Linked DNA regions of Mus musculus: region 1 is linked to region 2. The links are chromatin loops, found by intact Hi-C in ENCODE. Cell type or tissue: left cerebral cortex. All regions are shown on one strand. Region 1 holds the start of Gm35355 (a long non-coding RNA gene). Region 2 has its middle 130 kb from the start of Gm35355.

The links. Hi-C counts contacts between places; a loop is a spot of excess contacts. Peaks named below come from ENCODE experiments on the same cell type or tissue, not always from the same donor. Only the 100,000 strongest peaks of a DNase experiment are listed, where the experiment ranks them.
Region 1: it touches region 2 in a loop (2.0-fold over the local background); 2 of 42 quality-filtered maps call a loop at or near these places.

What each region holds. Positions count from the first base shown.
Region 1 is chr1:124,841,038-124,849,037 of GRCm38, reverse strand. It overlaps Gm35355 (a long non-coding RNA gene), which reads right to left and starts at 2,980. Exons shown (of 4, transcript XR_387345.3): 1 at 2,824-2,980; 2 at 2,623-2,701; 3 at 2,044-2,156. It also overlaps a transcript of Dpp10 not described here. In left cerebral cortex, no CTCF peak of the experiment used is centred here; DNase peaks (open chromatin) are centred at 3,074, 3,355, 3,632 and 4,852; H3K4me3 peaks cover 3,216 bases; H3K27ac peaks cover 3,110 bases.
Region 2 is chr1:124,715,202-124,723,201 of GRCm38, reverse strand. It overlaps a transcript of Dpp10 not described here. Among named protein-coding and RNA genes, the nearest start is that of Gm35355, 130 kb to the left of the region's middle. In left cerebral cortex, a CTCF peak has its summit at 4,885 (motif pointing left); DNase peaks (open chromatin) are centred at 4,898 and 7,114; H3K27ac peaks cover 488 bases.

The DNA.
Region 1 (8,000 bases), 130 kb before region 2:
GGAATATCAAGAGGAGAACTGAGCCAGTCCTGCTAGTTAAGATTGCTAACTACCCATCGAAACAAGTACCTCATGCTTACTGACTTACATGCTTATCATTTTCTCCATTCATTTCTTACCTTATTATTTACTTCCCTGCATCTACTTGTGTTTATTTCAGATTTCCAATTTCCTGTGATGAATAGTTTCTTTTTCCTTATTAATATTTTCTCTGACTATATTTTAAATAAATGTGTTTACACACACATGTATCAAATGTATACATCTTTTTCTAAATATTATTTCACTTCATTCTATAATTTGGATATGTTGTTTTCATTATGTCAGAATATAAAATGTTTAAAGCTTTATGAATTTCTCTTTGGTGTGTGCATTGTCTAAAATATTAGAGTTCAATGATAATATAAGCCACATTTGTGGTTTTCTAAACCACACATTTATGATTTTATCATAAACTTTGAGTATCTGGAGAGATGGTTTAGTTGCTAAATCCTTTCCTTGTAGCCATAAGGATCTGAGTTTAATTCCCAGAACACATGTAAAAAGCAGGACACAGTGGCACATACATTGACTTCAGCAGTGGGTCAGCCATGACAGATCTTTGAGGCTCATTGAGCAATCAGTCTTGCCTAATTGGTGAGTTCCAGCCCAGTGAGAAAATCTGTGATGGCTAGTTTCTTGTCAGCTTGACCCGGGTTAGAATAATCCTAGAAGAGGAGACCCCAGTTGAAATAAAACAACCCTATAGGATTGGGTTGTAGGTAAGCCTATAGAGCATTTTCTTAATTAGTGCTTGATGTGCGAGGGCATAGATCATTGTGGGTGTTGCCTTCCCTGGGTTGGTGGTCCTAGGGTCTAACCAGGCTGATCAAGTCACGAGGAGCAAACTAGTAAGGTGCACCCCTCTAAAGCTTCTGCATTAGCTCCTACCTCCAGGTTCCCACCCTGTTTGAGTTTCTGGGCTAGATTTCTTCAGTGATGAACTATGGATGTAGAAGCACAAGCCAAATAATTCTTTTTCTGCCCAACTTGTTTTTGTCCACGGTATTTTGTCAGAACAGTATTCCACACACTATGACAGAACCTTTTTTAGAAATCAAAGTTCATGACCTTGAAGAATGTCAAGTTTCACAAGCCCCTCCCCATGCACACATGCAAAGCTCAAGCCACCACAGACGTTGCTGCTCTGGTTGTGCTCTGCTGTGTGGCTACATGGTGTTTTGAACTTGCCTTTTCTTCTGGTGTTTATTGATTCTATTTCCTTTCTGCTTCAAATATCTTATTTATCTATTTTGTGTATGTGCAAGCATGTATGTGTCAGGACATGCATGTGAATTTTCAGAATCTGTTCTCTCTTTCTTCCATTGAGTTCAGGTTTCCAGACTTGATGTTAAGTGTCTTTACCTGCTGAGGCCTCTCATTGTGTCTTTATTTTTGTGCTATTTTATGTGGCTTAATGTTTTGCATGCATGTATGTCTGTGCACCACATGTGTTCCTGATGCCCACATAAACTAAGAGAGGCCATTAGATGAGCTGGATTGGAGTTAAAGACAATTATGAGCCACTATGTGAGTGCCAGGAATTGAACCTGAATCATCTGGTGGAGTAGCCAATGCTGTAAGCCTTTCAGCCATTTCTTCAGCCCCTTGTTTGTTTGTTTGTTTGTTTGTTTGTTTGTTTCTTTCTTTCTTTCTTTCTTTCTTTTAACAAGGGTTTTTCTTTATTTGTTTAAATTTTGTACTATTAATCTTCGTGGTGTCAGACTACTTTGGCTATATGAAGACTATTTTATAGAATGTGTGAAATATCTTTATGTCTTAGAAGAGGAAGTGGATGCTTACATAAGCATTTTTTACATCTAATTATTTTATCAAACTTATTAATCTATTTTTCTTGTATTATTCTTTATCTATGGTATTATGGGATGTCATAAAGTGTCACAGAGTTCAAATGTAGCATTTCACCAGCAAGATATATTTCTAATTAATAAAAAGTGTTGACCTTTAGGTCAGCAAGATGAGTGACTGGGTAAAGGTACTTACTGCCATATTTAGAACCATGACTTCAATCTGTGGGGACCACGTGGTGGCAGAGGAGAAGTGACTCTCATGAGCTGTCCTCTAATCCCCACACTTGCACGGTGTCACATGCAAATCTACACATGTACAGAAATACACATGATATGTAACATCCAATCTAGATTACATAAATATTTCATAATAAAGTCCAGAGAAGTGATATTTTCCACTTTCTCAAGCTTCTGAGATACTATGCCCATATGGGAATATTCACACTGATCAATGCTGCTGTGAGCATACGAATGCGTAAGGAGAGAGTTTTTCCCTTATAAGAAAATATTAATGATTTATTTTTCCACAATGACATTTGAATTAAAGAAGTGACTATATGTGACTGAATGGTAGTCTGTCCCTCTCTCTCTCAAGAAAAAAAATGTGATCTCAATAATATCTATGGCTGACAAGAAAATCAGAAGACATTTTAAGCTGTGGTGAAATATGCAACAATTATACTGTTTTTAAACTTCATGAATACATTTAGCTTTCCACAGCTTAAAGAAATACCAGTAGCTTTAATATCCATAGACAATACAAGTATCTCACCTTACAGATGCAAAGCCTTAAATCCTGACCACCATCAACAGGTCTTTCTCTTCACTTACAGTTGTTTTTGTAGTTAGCACTAAGGAGAAATAGAAAAATATTTATTATTAGATTAATAATGATTTATTGTAAAAAAATCATCAAAGAGAGCAAGAGAGAAGAAGGAGAGAGAATTATCTTTGACTGCAGAATATGTATAACCTGGTAGTACAAGGGTTGTTGAGAGAGTGGCCCTTTAAACTGTAGTACTGCAATTGATCTCTGTATATTTCCTGGTATCCGTCCTTTTGAAATGAGCATAAGAGCCAAGACTATTGGCTGCACTGTAGATCTGTCACAACTCAGTACTGAAAAGATACCGTGCAAGTGAATTTAAACAGTCGGCTTTCTATCCCATATTGCCAAGAGCTCTGAGAATGATGAACCAAGTAAATGCTTTATTTAGGGCTAAGTGAGCTGCGGATCCCTCCAGCCTGACAGCGTTTCAGCCTGCAGAGTAAGACAGCAGCAGCAACAGAAGCAGCAGAGGCAGCAGCAACAGCAGCAGCCCCTTGCTCAAGTCCAGCAGGGGAGACTTGATCTCTGGTTAGTCTTGGAACTCAGCCTGTGGATCGTGCACTGTCCAGGGTCCTGAAATATGAACCAAACAGCCAGCGTGTCCCATCACATCAAGTGTCAGCCCTCCAAGACCATCAAGGTAGGATCTGGTTTTGTTGCTGTTCTCTGATTTTGTACAGGTGTCTTAGTGCATCTAAATTGCTTGTAGGCACTGGTTCATCAGGGACTGCTGGTGGAGAATACTGCTGGTGGTTTGAGTTTTGTTGCAGGCTTGATTTCAGGAAAGTGGCTCTGTTTGCTCATGTATGTAGACTGGAGACAGTAGTTTCCATAGATGATTCTTTTATACTGATAGCTGCATTTTTATTATTTGGCTGAGAATCTGTTTATGGTATGCTTCAGAAATAAACTTGAGTGAGCATCTAGGAGAGTTTCTGTTGTGTGTCGGTTTTCTTGAGGAAACTGGAGATGAATTTGTGAACTGCTTGAATCAGGAAACATTGCATTGGCTCTAAATCTGGACACTGCATCTTCTCATCATGTGTGTTTTAGAGTTTGTGAAAAGTGAATTCCTTGTTATAACCATTAAACTGGTGGTTGTACTAAGTCATACTAGTGAGTGTGCAAATGACTGTGGAGAGGGTAAAAACACCTGCTTACAGGTGTTACTATCAAACTTTGAACAAGTGGAACAACAGGACCTACTTTTTAAGTCCAATCTCTGGATGATGATGATGATGATAAATGAGTTGAAATAAATTTGGAGTTTATTTTCTGACAAAAATACTTGAAATTAAGTTAGAAAGCTCAGGATTTTGTTTTCTGTTCTAGTTCATACATGATGATCCATGGGACTCAGAATGACATGATTCTATGGAGAAATGTTCCCTGTCTTTCTGGGTTTGACCTGGATGTTTTTGTCTGATTACTTGGCATCTTAGACTTAGTGGTTAGAGCCTCTCAAGGTCTTGTACAAACACAATGATAACCTTACAGGCCATCTCTAGTTACTGCCACATGTCATTAACAGGAGCACACTTTTGCCTAAGGTGCTAGAATCCAAAAAACCTGAATTTTTATGATTTACAGGTCTTTTTTCATTTATATCTCTGGCCCTTGACAATGCTGCATTGACTGTAATTATAAGAGGAATATAATTTTCAACAATACTTCTTTCTCATGAACTTGTCTGACCTTTCTTGGTGACTTTTAGCAATAAATAGACCATAAACTGAATATTTCACTCTATTTATCTCCAGTTATGTTTTAAAGATACTGAGGTCTCTAGGATGCAGTCAACAGTGTATAATTAGACTCTCATCACATATAAACAGAGGGGGTTAACTGAAGTCATATAAACAAAGCAGGTTAACAGAAGTCACATAGTGTCCAAATCCAGATAATTTACACCCCCTATAATGGCCAAGACAGAATTTTCTGTAATGTGTCCAAGTTTAGAAAGGAAACATTGAGCTTTAGGATTTAAATTGTTCTCTGCTTATAAGATCCCTACATTCCTCAATTATATAAGCATACCACTACGGAGCAATGCCAAGAAATAAAACATATGACATTTTGCATTGTGATATATAAACTCTAGTAGGAAATAAGTGCTGGAGTCTGAACTGGGGGTAGAATTACAAACTGTCTAATCTACCTTTGTTTAGAAACCATAAAATGACCAGTGGCTTTCTGCTTATGCTTTTGAGGTCATAGGAAGCAAGCGCTTCATTTGCTTTTCTCTTTATTGGATAGACAGAAATGCATTGTACTTTCTGGGACTCAAAAATCACTTCCCTTATTAGTTCGCTGGCATTGAGTGCTCTCAGATGAACTGTGGAGAAGGAAAGAAAATGTTTCTAGAATCGGAGCTTTTCCTCAGCTTGCTGATCTTGCAGACGTTGGGTTTTTACCCAAACTGCAGCCATTGAATTGAAATGCAAAAGCCTCGTAAAAACTGGACGACCAACCACTTAGTAGTGCATTTTATTAATGGCTTAATGAAAGAATCTTGCATCAGAGCGCTGGGTGATTTGGTTAATTGTACAAGTTAAGTTTTTTTCTGTAACCTCCTATACTGCCCTGGGGGTGGGCAAAGATGCTTGTGAGGTTCATAAAGTAGAGTTGCCAGCATTGAACTATTAAGGGAGTAATTACTTGAGTATTTTCCAATTTGCAACCATAAAAAGGGATGAGTGGAAAAAGCTCTCTTACTTCGAATTATGTCCTCAATTATGAAACATTTATGGCTTTTGGAATTTATACTAAAAATGGCTGTCTATATTTAGGTAATGCATTAGCCCAGGAGCAAAATGCAATAACAACCTAAGGAGGAAAAAAAAAACCTATGATTGGGAGGGTTTTTGGAAAGCTATGGTGTACTGGAGATTAAAATACTCTTTGAACTTTTGCAAACTTAGTGTCATTTGTGATTGTTTAAGGTTAATTTCCCCCTCATTAAACTTATCTGACAACTCTAAGTCAAATGTTTTGGTAGACGTATGTTGGCCTAAAGATAATTACAACCAAGTTTAGGACACTGAAAATACTCAGATTCTGAAAAAGTTGTGCATTGCTCTACTTTAGAAAGGTGTTCTAGAAGCTTCGGGGGCTTTTCTTATGTAGTCAGAGTACAGTGAAGCTCTCGGGAGTTCCTCCTATTTGTCAGCACAGGAAATTATGTCTATTCCTTGTCTCTGGTACAATTAATGTTAAAAAGAATGGTCAATGGGAATGTATTAACTAAAGACAGGTGAAAACTCCAAATGCAAAACCACAAAGAAAAGTGTGTATGTGTGTGTGTGTGTTTCACACGTGCAGCTTGAAGAGTTACAAGTCTGCAGATGGTCAAACTCAGGTGCTGTTGCCAGGGAAAGCTGCTTGTAGTTATGTTTGTGGGTGATCCTGAGAGGTGGGGATGGTGAGGAGTTGGAAAGTCACATTTGGGCTGTTTCACATTCACTTTTGATATTTTGGCTATTGTCCAATTTTTGCCAGTTTACTCTGTGCTTTTTATTTTTGTTTACATGCATGCATATGTACCTGTGTGTGTTTGTGTGCACACGTGTGTGGGTTTTCACAGAGGCAAAGAAAGGGAACCAGATCCCCTGGCCCTGGAGTTACCAGAGATTCTGAGTCACTTAGTGTGGGTGCTAGGAACCAAACACAGGTCCTCTGAAAAACTATCAAGTACTCTTACATTCTGATCATCTCTTCAGCCCCAGCACCCTTTCTTTGAGACAAGTTTTGTGACATACTGGATCCAACCTATCCCTACATTCAAGATTGGTAAGAGAGAAAGGAGCAGAAACATCGAAGTCAAGGTGCCCAGCAGGTTTCCTGCTCGCTTTGGATGGAGTGCTGTGGGAAACACACTCATAAACCACTTCCCCAATGCAGAACTTGTAAAATCCAGTGAAGCTTTCCTTGAAATGAGTACATGTCTTTCAAGCAAGTTAGTTCTCAAGAATTAAAACAAAAGGAAATGTCTGACTACTCCAATTTATAATAGAAAGTTCCAGAAACTATCTGAGAAGGTAAAATGCAGATCGGAATATGGCGATATTATGAACTTCGTTTCAGACAAAAATTATATAGTAGTGTTGTGTTTGCTGTCTTGGCTTCATCTGGATATCTTGAAATTAATTGGAACCTTTTAGATAAATCTTAAGCTTACTTTTAAAGCACTTTTTCTGGTGAGTTTACAAATTTAGAAGTTTCCTTTTTTTTTTTGTTTATCTTTTAAGGGGAAAGGCAGCTGAATTTCCCCTTTCCCTCCTTTTATGCTTTAGATTTTATTTTTTGTTTCAAGTGTTTCAATGTTTATGTGCATATATACCATGTGTTCCAGAGCCTGTAGGAGGCAGGTAAGAAGGGCTCATCAGCTTTCCTGGAATTGGAATTACAGACTAGTATAAGCTGTCTAGTGTGAGTCTAGATCTTGAGAAAGTCAGTAATGGCTTTTATCTACTGAGCTATTTCTCCAGCCCAAAACTTTGTCGCTTAAGCCAAAACTTTGTTTCTTAAATGGGCAGATTGTATTCTGGTAATATCTTTCATATTTTAACATTCATACACACACACACACACACACACACACACACACACACACACACACACACACACTCAATAGCTCAATACATATGTGAAGACCAGAGGACAAAGTTGTGTAATCAGTTCTCTCCTCCTGCCTTCCCCTGAGTTTTCAGAATTGAACTCAGGTTGCCAAGGTGAGAAGCACATGAGTTGCTGAGCAATCGTGCTGGGCCCCTGAAGTTGGAAACTTTGAGTGAATTAATTATAACTGGTGATTCCTAAGTGATAAATCATATGCACTAAGGTGTATTAGGAATCCTCTAAAGTAAAGCATGAACGAGTTCTTTTCCCATCTAGGACACTCTCCCAGCCAGCCCTCTCTGTATATTCTCCATTTCTAGAGCTGTCTTGTTTATTTTCACCAAATTCAAACCTAGCTTCCAAATTCCACATTGACGAGTCTGTAAGTTCTGTTTGCATCAGTGAAATGCCTCAATAGACAAAAGCGTTTGCTAACAACTTGAAATCTATTCCCAGAACCCACATAGCGGAAGGAAAGAACAAATCCCTGCAGGTTGATCTCTGACCTCTATGTTCACATGGTGCCACGTGTGTGGTGTACACCCCCCCAGACAAACAAACAAACAAACAAACAAAGTAAAACGAAATGTTGCGTTCTTCCATGTCCTGATGGAATAGCTACTAGTATGAAGCCTTTAAAATGAATGTGTGGATCTTATTGGCTTCAGAGTATACCTTAAGCTAACAAATTGTGTTTGTAGCAA
Region 2 (8,000 bases):
GTCCCCTCTCCCCCTGCTCCCCAAATCACCCACTCCTGCTTCCTGGCCCTGACATTCCCCTATACTGGGGCATAGAACCTTCACAGGACCAAGGACCTCCCCTCCCATTTATGACTGACTAGGCCATCCTCTGCTACATATGCAGCTAGAGCCATGAGTCTTCTAACTAATTAAATTGTAAGGCATATGGGCAATTCTGGCTAGAACTCTGGTCATGTGAGATCCCACACACAGACATACAGACACACAGACACACAGATACACAGACATATAGACACACAAACACGCACACACAGTCACACACAGACACACACACACAGAGAGAGAGAGAGAGAGATAGAGAGACAAAGAGACAGAGAGACAGAGAGACAGAGAGACAGAGACAGAGACAGAGACAGGGAGAGAACAGGTTTTTTTTTTCTTCCAGAAACCGTAGTTGACTTTAAACATGCTTACATGTGCACCAAAAAGGAAATGGATGGGCTGGCAAAGTCATTATTGAGGAGATTTTGACACATAAGTTGAGAACTTCATTGCTAGAAATCACATTATGGCTCAGGACTGTTAAGCACTTTAAATGTAGCCATTATGAGCAGATATATACATTTAGCTATAAAATTATATACTGAATTTTAAAGGCAGCATAAAAGCTTAATGTAACAGTATTTCACAAATACCTAAAAATTTTATTATGTGTTAAAATGATATGTTAAGTGTATTAAGTTAAATATATTATTCATATATTAAGCTCTACATATTAAAATTAATTTTAGCATGTGAGAATATCAACATATTGGATAATCAACTATTTGTTACTTTGTATGTAATATAAATATATATCATTGTATATTGATATATTAATTGATACAGTTAGCTAACACATTAATCATACAAGTTTAATGATCTGTATTTGTATTAGTACATTGAATGATATATTTAATGATAATTGACTAATATGCTGATCTACTAAACATTAATTTGTCAAAATTAATTTTTTCATTTTGCCTTTACCTTTTGGAAGCATATATCTATATCTATATCTATATCTATATCTCTATCTCTATCTCTATCTCTATCTCTATCTCTATCTCTATCTCTATCTCTATCTCTATCTCTATCTCTATCTCTATCTCTATATCTATATCTATATCTATATCTATATCTATATCTATATCTATATCTATATCTATATCTATGTCTACACACACATTTTATATATATATTTCACTGTGACTCTGCAGGTATCATGGGTCTACATACATCAGACAGTCTCTTAGTTTACCTCATAGGATAAACGTCTTAAAGGATAAGTCATTCTGTGTCTGAAAAGAACCTTAAGCCTGAAGATTCAGAGTCACTCAAGCAGCAAGCTGCAAGATCCACCTGCTCCAGTTTCACCCATTTTCCATGGTAGATAACTGAAGGGAAACATAATTGAATTCATTGAAAAACAGTGTGCAGTTGCTAATGCAACTATCTCATCGCTATAGCAAAACTATCTGGTAAAAATGACTTAAGAAGGAAAGGTCCTGTCTTAGTCTGTGTTCTGTTGTTGTGAAGAGACACCGTGACCACAGTAACTCATTTAATTGGGGCTTGCTTGCAATTTTAGAGGTTCAGTCCATTATTTTCATGGCAAGGAGCATGGTGGCACAGATTTCGACATGGTGCCAGAGACGATGACAGTTCTTCATCCTGATCCTCAGGCAACAGGAAAAGAGAGGAAGATGCTTGGCCTAGTTTGAGATTTGAAACCCCAAGACCTCAGTGACACAGTTCTTCCAATATGGTTACACCTCCTAATCCTTCCCAGGTAGCACCACTCTCTAATGGCCAAACATTTTAACATATGAGCCTAGGGGGACAACCCTATTCAAACCATCACAGGTCCCCAGCTATTTACATTAGAGTGGGTCTTTTCACCTCAGTTAATCCAATCTGGAAATTATTTCATAGTCACTGGACCAAGTTTATCTCATTAATGATTCTAGATCCTGTGGTGTTGACAATCAATATTACCATGATACCCACTACCCCCTTTATTGCTTGCATTCATTCATTCATTACACATATGTATATGTATATAGTATATATACATATGTGGGCAAGTGTGCCATGTTATGTGTGCTCAGAGGACTTGTACAAGTGTGTTCTCTTTTTCCATCACGTGGGCCCTGGAAATTATTTGAGTTGTCAGGCTTACGTGCGGTTGCCTGTATTGGCTGTGCTACCTAGTCAGTCCCCTCATGGTCTTCTTAAGAACAGTTGAGGTAATCTCATACAGAAGGTCTAGAGAACCATTTGTGGATGTTTTATTTTCTGTGTAATATCTCAGCAAGCATGTGAATTCTTGCATCTTCTCACTCTTCTTCGAAACCGTGGCTCCGATTTTGTTCACTCCATAAAGCCTGCCATTCTCCCCTCGCTCCCCTTGCTGTGTGCATTTGACATTCCACACAGGTTAAGCACAGATGTTGTTTATCATTTACGCATCAATTCTAGCTTCACCTACAAGAAATCTCAGCTCATCTTGAATTCATGGTATTCCAATCCAGGGGACAGGTTTTTCCACTCGAAACTCAGAGTGTCTTTTGTTTTAGCTGGTGCCACTTCACTACCTGGGGTTTTGTGTATTATGTCTGAAACTCTAAGACAGATGGAGGTTTTCAATTCATGGTGGTGGTATTTATTGCATGGATAAGAAAGGTAGCCAACTTTAAGATGCTGAACAGCTTTCTGCAATTATATTCTAACTTCCTCAGCAATGACCACCTGGACTCTAGGGCTGCTTAATCCATAAATGGAGAAGACCTTAGAAGACCCTCTATTCGAGAACAGAGTTACAGTTTTGCTTTGAATCATCAGGAGACCCTGGTGGATGATGTTCATTGACTTGGATTTCTTCCTCCTAACCTACCTCCTGTAGGTATCTTTATCTGGTAGAAAGAATTTGGAAATCACATCCTAGGGACCACCGCTGATATGAGGTCTAAGGCTAGCTAGGTGTGTATGATCAGGCGGTGAATGAAGCCACAGGACAGATAGAGACTACCAAGCTCAAGGTAAACCTTGCAAGGTTGCTGTGAGGATTCTATGAGAATCGTGACATCATAACAAAGTCCCACTGAACAGAAGTAGAAATGTTATTGGATTGCATGTGATTGGTGTCTGCAGAGAGGTTGGAGTGAGTGTGTTTTAAGACAGTGGGCTGGTAAAGTGAGGAAAGTTGGATGCTGACTTCCTGGATCCATCGCACCGGATGTAGCAGCTCAGTTTCTTCAACATTCTTATACCATCAAAACCCTTATCATGGTCAGAGGGCCTTCTGCTTAAACTTGCTTTGAAGACTTCAGCTATATGACCTATATGATGCATTTGCTAAGCAAAGTTTTCAGGATTATATATGTATGTATTATATTATAAGTGTGTACATATACATTATATATACATGCAAACATATATTTATATATTATGTAACATATTATATTATATTATATTATATTATATTATATATAAATGCTGGCTCATTTACCCTTGAAATTACCTTAGGAATGTATGTCATTACTCACTCTGACTTACAGATGGGAAAACTGAGGTACATAGAGGACAAGTGAATGTTTAGGTTAACAAGGAATAGACCAGAATTAGCGTGTGTAATCGGTATACTCTTTAAAAAATATATTGCATTTATTTATGTATTATGTATGTATGTATTTATTGTGTCTGTGCACACAAGCACACACAGAATTGTGCAGGTGTGCAAATGCCTTGAGTATTTATGTAGGTGACAGGAGAACGTGTAGGATGTTGTTCTTTCCTTCCACCCATGTGGATCCCAGGGACTGGAGGCAGATCTTCAAGCTCAGTGGCAAGTGCTTTTAGCAACTGAGCTATCCTATGATCTCACCTATGCTTTTAGCTCTTAGGTCTTTATTCACAGTGTGTGCATGAGGCAGACCCTCCCTCATCTCCAGGGTTGCATCAGGCTGTCCTTTACCTTCAGGCATTCCTTGTACCTTTCCTTACCTGAGCATTCATCTGTTTTTCTGGTATCTTAATACCATTTAGCCTTCCTGCAAGCCATGACCTTTTCTGTTGTAGGCTGATGGGCACATTACCCCATATTGAAATTTCTGATAGTTGTCTGTGTCCTCTACTGAGAAGCTGTGATATCTTCAAGTTCAGGGACAATCTCTCCCTTTGTGTCACCTGTGCCTAATCTTGTAGACACCAAGTGAGGAGTGGTGTAAATGACTTCTCAATCTGGCCTATTCTTCCTGAATAAATTCATTACTTACCTCTGTCATCCTCACTCTGAGATCTTTTATGTAGCAAGGATAGACAATTCTTCTTTAAACACAGTTATGAATGACAGGTTAGTGCTGACTGTCACCCCAGATCTCTATTTTATAGTATAACAGATGATGACACCATCTCCTTTTTGAAGTCCAGCTGGTATCCCCACAATTTGGTCTCCCCTATCCTATATTTCCCGTGGTGTTTTTTTTCCCCAATCTGGGCTTTTGATCCCCTCCAGTACCCTTCCTCTCCTTTGTCTCATCACAGTTACAAAGACTGTTTCAAAAGCCACATGGTCCAGGACGCTTGCTTAGGCCCCTCCTTTTCTATTAATAAAACAAATCTTAGGGCTACTGTCTCTGGATCTTCCCCCATCCCATTCTACCTTTGAGAACTTTGCCTCTAGGTTGTTTCTTTAATCTTTTGTCTCTAGTGAGCCTATATAGTCTTTAGTGGTGATGTTTATTTTTTTTAGGTCTATGCTACTTTTGCAACTCAAGCAGAATAACAGACTCATCTCAGCAGATAATAAAGACCCACAGTGCTGATGTTAATTGATGTTTCTTTCCCAGGTACTCTGCTGCCTCCTAGTGGCACGGGGTGGAAGCTTCCATCTGGGTGATAGTCCCTTTGAGCTCCAGCCATGGCCAGTTCCCTTTGAATTGATGAACTCTGTCATGGACAGTAGACTTGAAACCCAGGGCTGCCCCTGATAGTTTTAGAAATGCTGCTCCAGCCAATAAGGAGGGCTTCAGCTGCCCTAGCCTGGGTCCCCCTGATGGGCAATTCTGCTTTATCCCCTGGAACTCCCTGTGGAGAATGATGTCATCCCCCACCCCAACCCCCATCTCAGTACCTTTCTCCTTTCTAGTTACAGTCCTGATGGTTTGTTGGAGTCTTTTATGTGGCCTTGTTTTTGCAAATTTACTCTTAGTTCTTAAGGCTACAGTGTAGCACATACTAACATTTAATGACTAGAGAATGCTTTTATTTTATTTTTTTTTCTAAATTGGGGACTGGAACAATTACTCAGTGGTTAGAAACTTTGCTGCACAAGTGTGGACATTAGAGCTGGGCTCCTCAGTCACCACATAAATGCCAGGTGTCCATAATGGTCCTTCTGCAATTCCAGCCTCCAAAGGCGAGACAGGTGTTCCTCGGAGCAAGGTTTCTAAAGAGAGTAGCTATATAGGCAAGCTCCGGTTTTGACTAAGAGACCCTGCCTCAAAGGATAAGGTAGAAGGGTGAAAGAGGATACTTAACATTGACCTTAAGCCTGCTCATGCACACTCAGACATGCATATGTCCACATATAAATATGTGCGCACATATACCTGAGAAATGGAAAAATAAAATATCTAGATCATAAAAGAATATCTGAATTTGCCGTCTCCCCAAAGAGCTCTAAAAAGAACCTGTGATGTGGTCACTTCAGTGAGATGTTAAATATGAGAAAGGAAAGCTGAGACCACAAGTTCACCATGGAAACATCAGATGTCATTTTGGTGGAGGGTTGCAGAGAAAAGCACCCTGTACCAACACAGTGTTCAAAGACCAGGATCTGTAACCTGTAATTGGTGGTACATTTGTTTCTCAGAGCATCTCCTAAGGGTGTGGCCAGCACTGTCATGAAGCAACACACCGATCATAGGGTGATATATCTCTGACAAGACAAATATGTCAAGAGCAATTACCACCAGGCTAGGATCCATTTTTCTGGAATGCAAAAGGCACAGATTTTATAAGAATAGACTAGGACCCAAAAATTCCATCACAAATTCTTTCTCTTTCTTCTTTGTGTACACTAGTGTGTCTGTGTGCGCGTGTGTGCGCGCGGGTGTGTATGTATGTGTGTGTTGTGCGTGTGTAAATACAGGTGTCCCTGAAGGTCAGAGCAAGCACTGGTTCCTCTGTAACTGGAGATGGTCCTAGAAACCCAACTCATCTTCTGAAGGCAAATCAAGTTCTCTTAATCACCAAGCCACCTCTCCAGCAAGTCCCCCACCTTGCTTTTGAAACAAGGTTCCTTATTGGCCTGGAACTGGTCACATAAAGTAGACTGGCTGGCCAGAGGATCCCAGGGATCTTGCTACGTTTTCCCTGATGCTGGATTGCAAGTAAATGCTACCGCACCTGGTTAATTTTGGATAGGGTCTGCAGGTGGAACTCTGGTCTTCACGTGTGTGGAAGGCCAGCACTTCCCTGACTGCCACCTCCCAGCTCCTCTCACAAGTTTTCTTTTTTGCTCTTCAGGTACATTTTCTGTTCACAGAATTTCATTTCTTAAAGGGAACAGATGATCTTTAATATTCTTCCACAAATTAGCTCAGTGCCTGGGACTTGGGTGTTTAAAAATGTTCGTTGAATGAATAAAAGGCCTACAGCATGAGATGCTGAGACGTTTTGACTTTTCATTCATTATGCATCCTTTCAATTCCCAGCCTGTGTCGTTAATATTTCAGATCTGGAGACTAATGACCTATATCAGCACTCCCATAAAACACATGAACTCTTTGCTGTTTATCACCCTTCCTTTGATTTTTTTTCAATAGTTTTCTTCTCTCAGACTGCTCCAAAGCTCCTAATCAAAGCTCCCAGCTGCCGCTCTCATGACACACAATATTCTTTAATTCCACTTGTCTTATCTATAGCCATGCCAAGACACTTATTTGTTACTAGGCTGCTGGGTGCTTCACAGTTGGAACTACTGAACATCATAGTTCATTCCTGCAAAGACACCCTCCATAGCTGTCTGCCTTGAGTACCCTTCCTTTGTGCCTCTCGCCAGGCTCAGGCAGTTTCTCCCACACAATCCCTCCCAGATCAGCTGCTCATCTTATCCCCGCTGTTGTCACTGTTAATTTCCAGGTTAAATCTTATAAGTGGAAATTGGATCCCCAGCTGGAGATGAAAGACAGCTCTTCAGAGAAGTCATAACTGTAGTCTGTTGCTCGGTGGGTATAGCAGTTGAAGATGACGGATTTCAGAGCTTTGGAATCACCATGCTGTCCGTCTAAGGGCAACTAGGGTGGAGATTACCTGTTTCTAGGGAGCACGATATTTGTCCCCTTTTACTTATGGCCTGTGTGAGGGAGATGTGAGCCAGGTAAGAGAGTTTTCAGTAGTTTCCTGTCATTTATGAGAAATAAGTTAGATAAAGTGATAACGAAAGCTAGGCAGCAAGTGATATATAAAGAAATGGCCTGTCTTCTAGGCATTCAGCTATCTAAAATACAGGAAGTCTTTCTCTCTTCTCTCTAGAATAGAACCGTTTGACTTCTTAGATTTAAACAGTAGAAGCCCCAGAACAGGGGAACGCCAGGGCCAAAAAGGGGGAGTGGGCGGGTAGGGGAGTGGGGGTGGGTGGGTATGGGGGACTTTTGGTATAGCATTGGAAATGTAAATGAGCTAAATACCTAATTAAAAAAATAAACAGTAGAAGTAAAAATATTTCAGATAGTAAATTTTGTCTTTTGAAGAAATATTTTACAATTCCATGGTTCCAAATGGAACACCTTTCATTTATTTATTTATATTTATTTATTTAAAAAGCAGATACTTTGAAGTAGCTACCATTTTCAAGGGCTGGGGTTATCAGTTCAGTAGGACACACATGATCTTATCCTTGGCCTGAGGAGGTGGCTCAGGGAGTAATGTGCTTGCCATCCAAGCATGAGAACCTAAGTTCAGATCTCTGAACC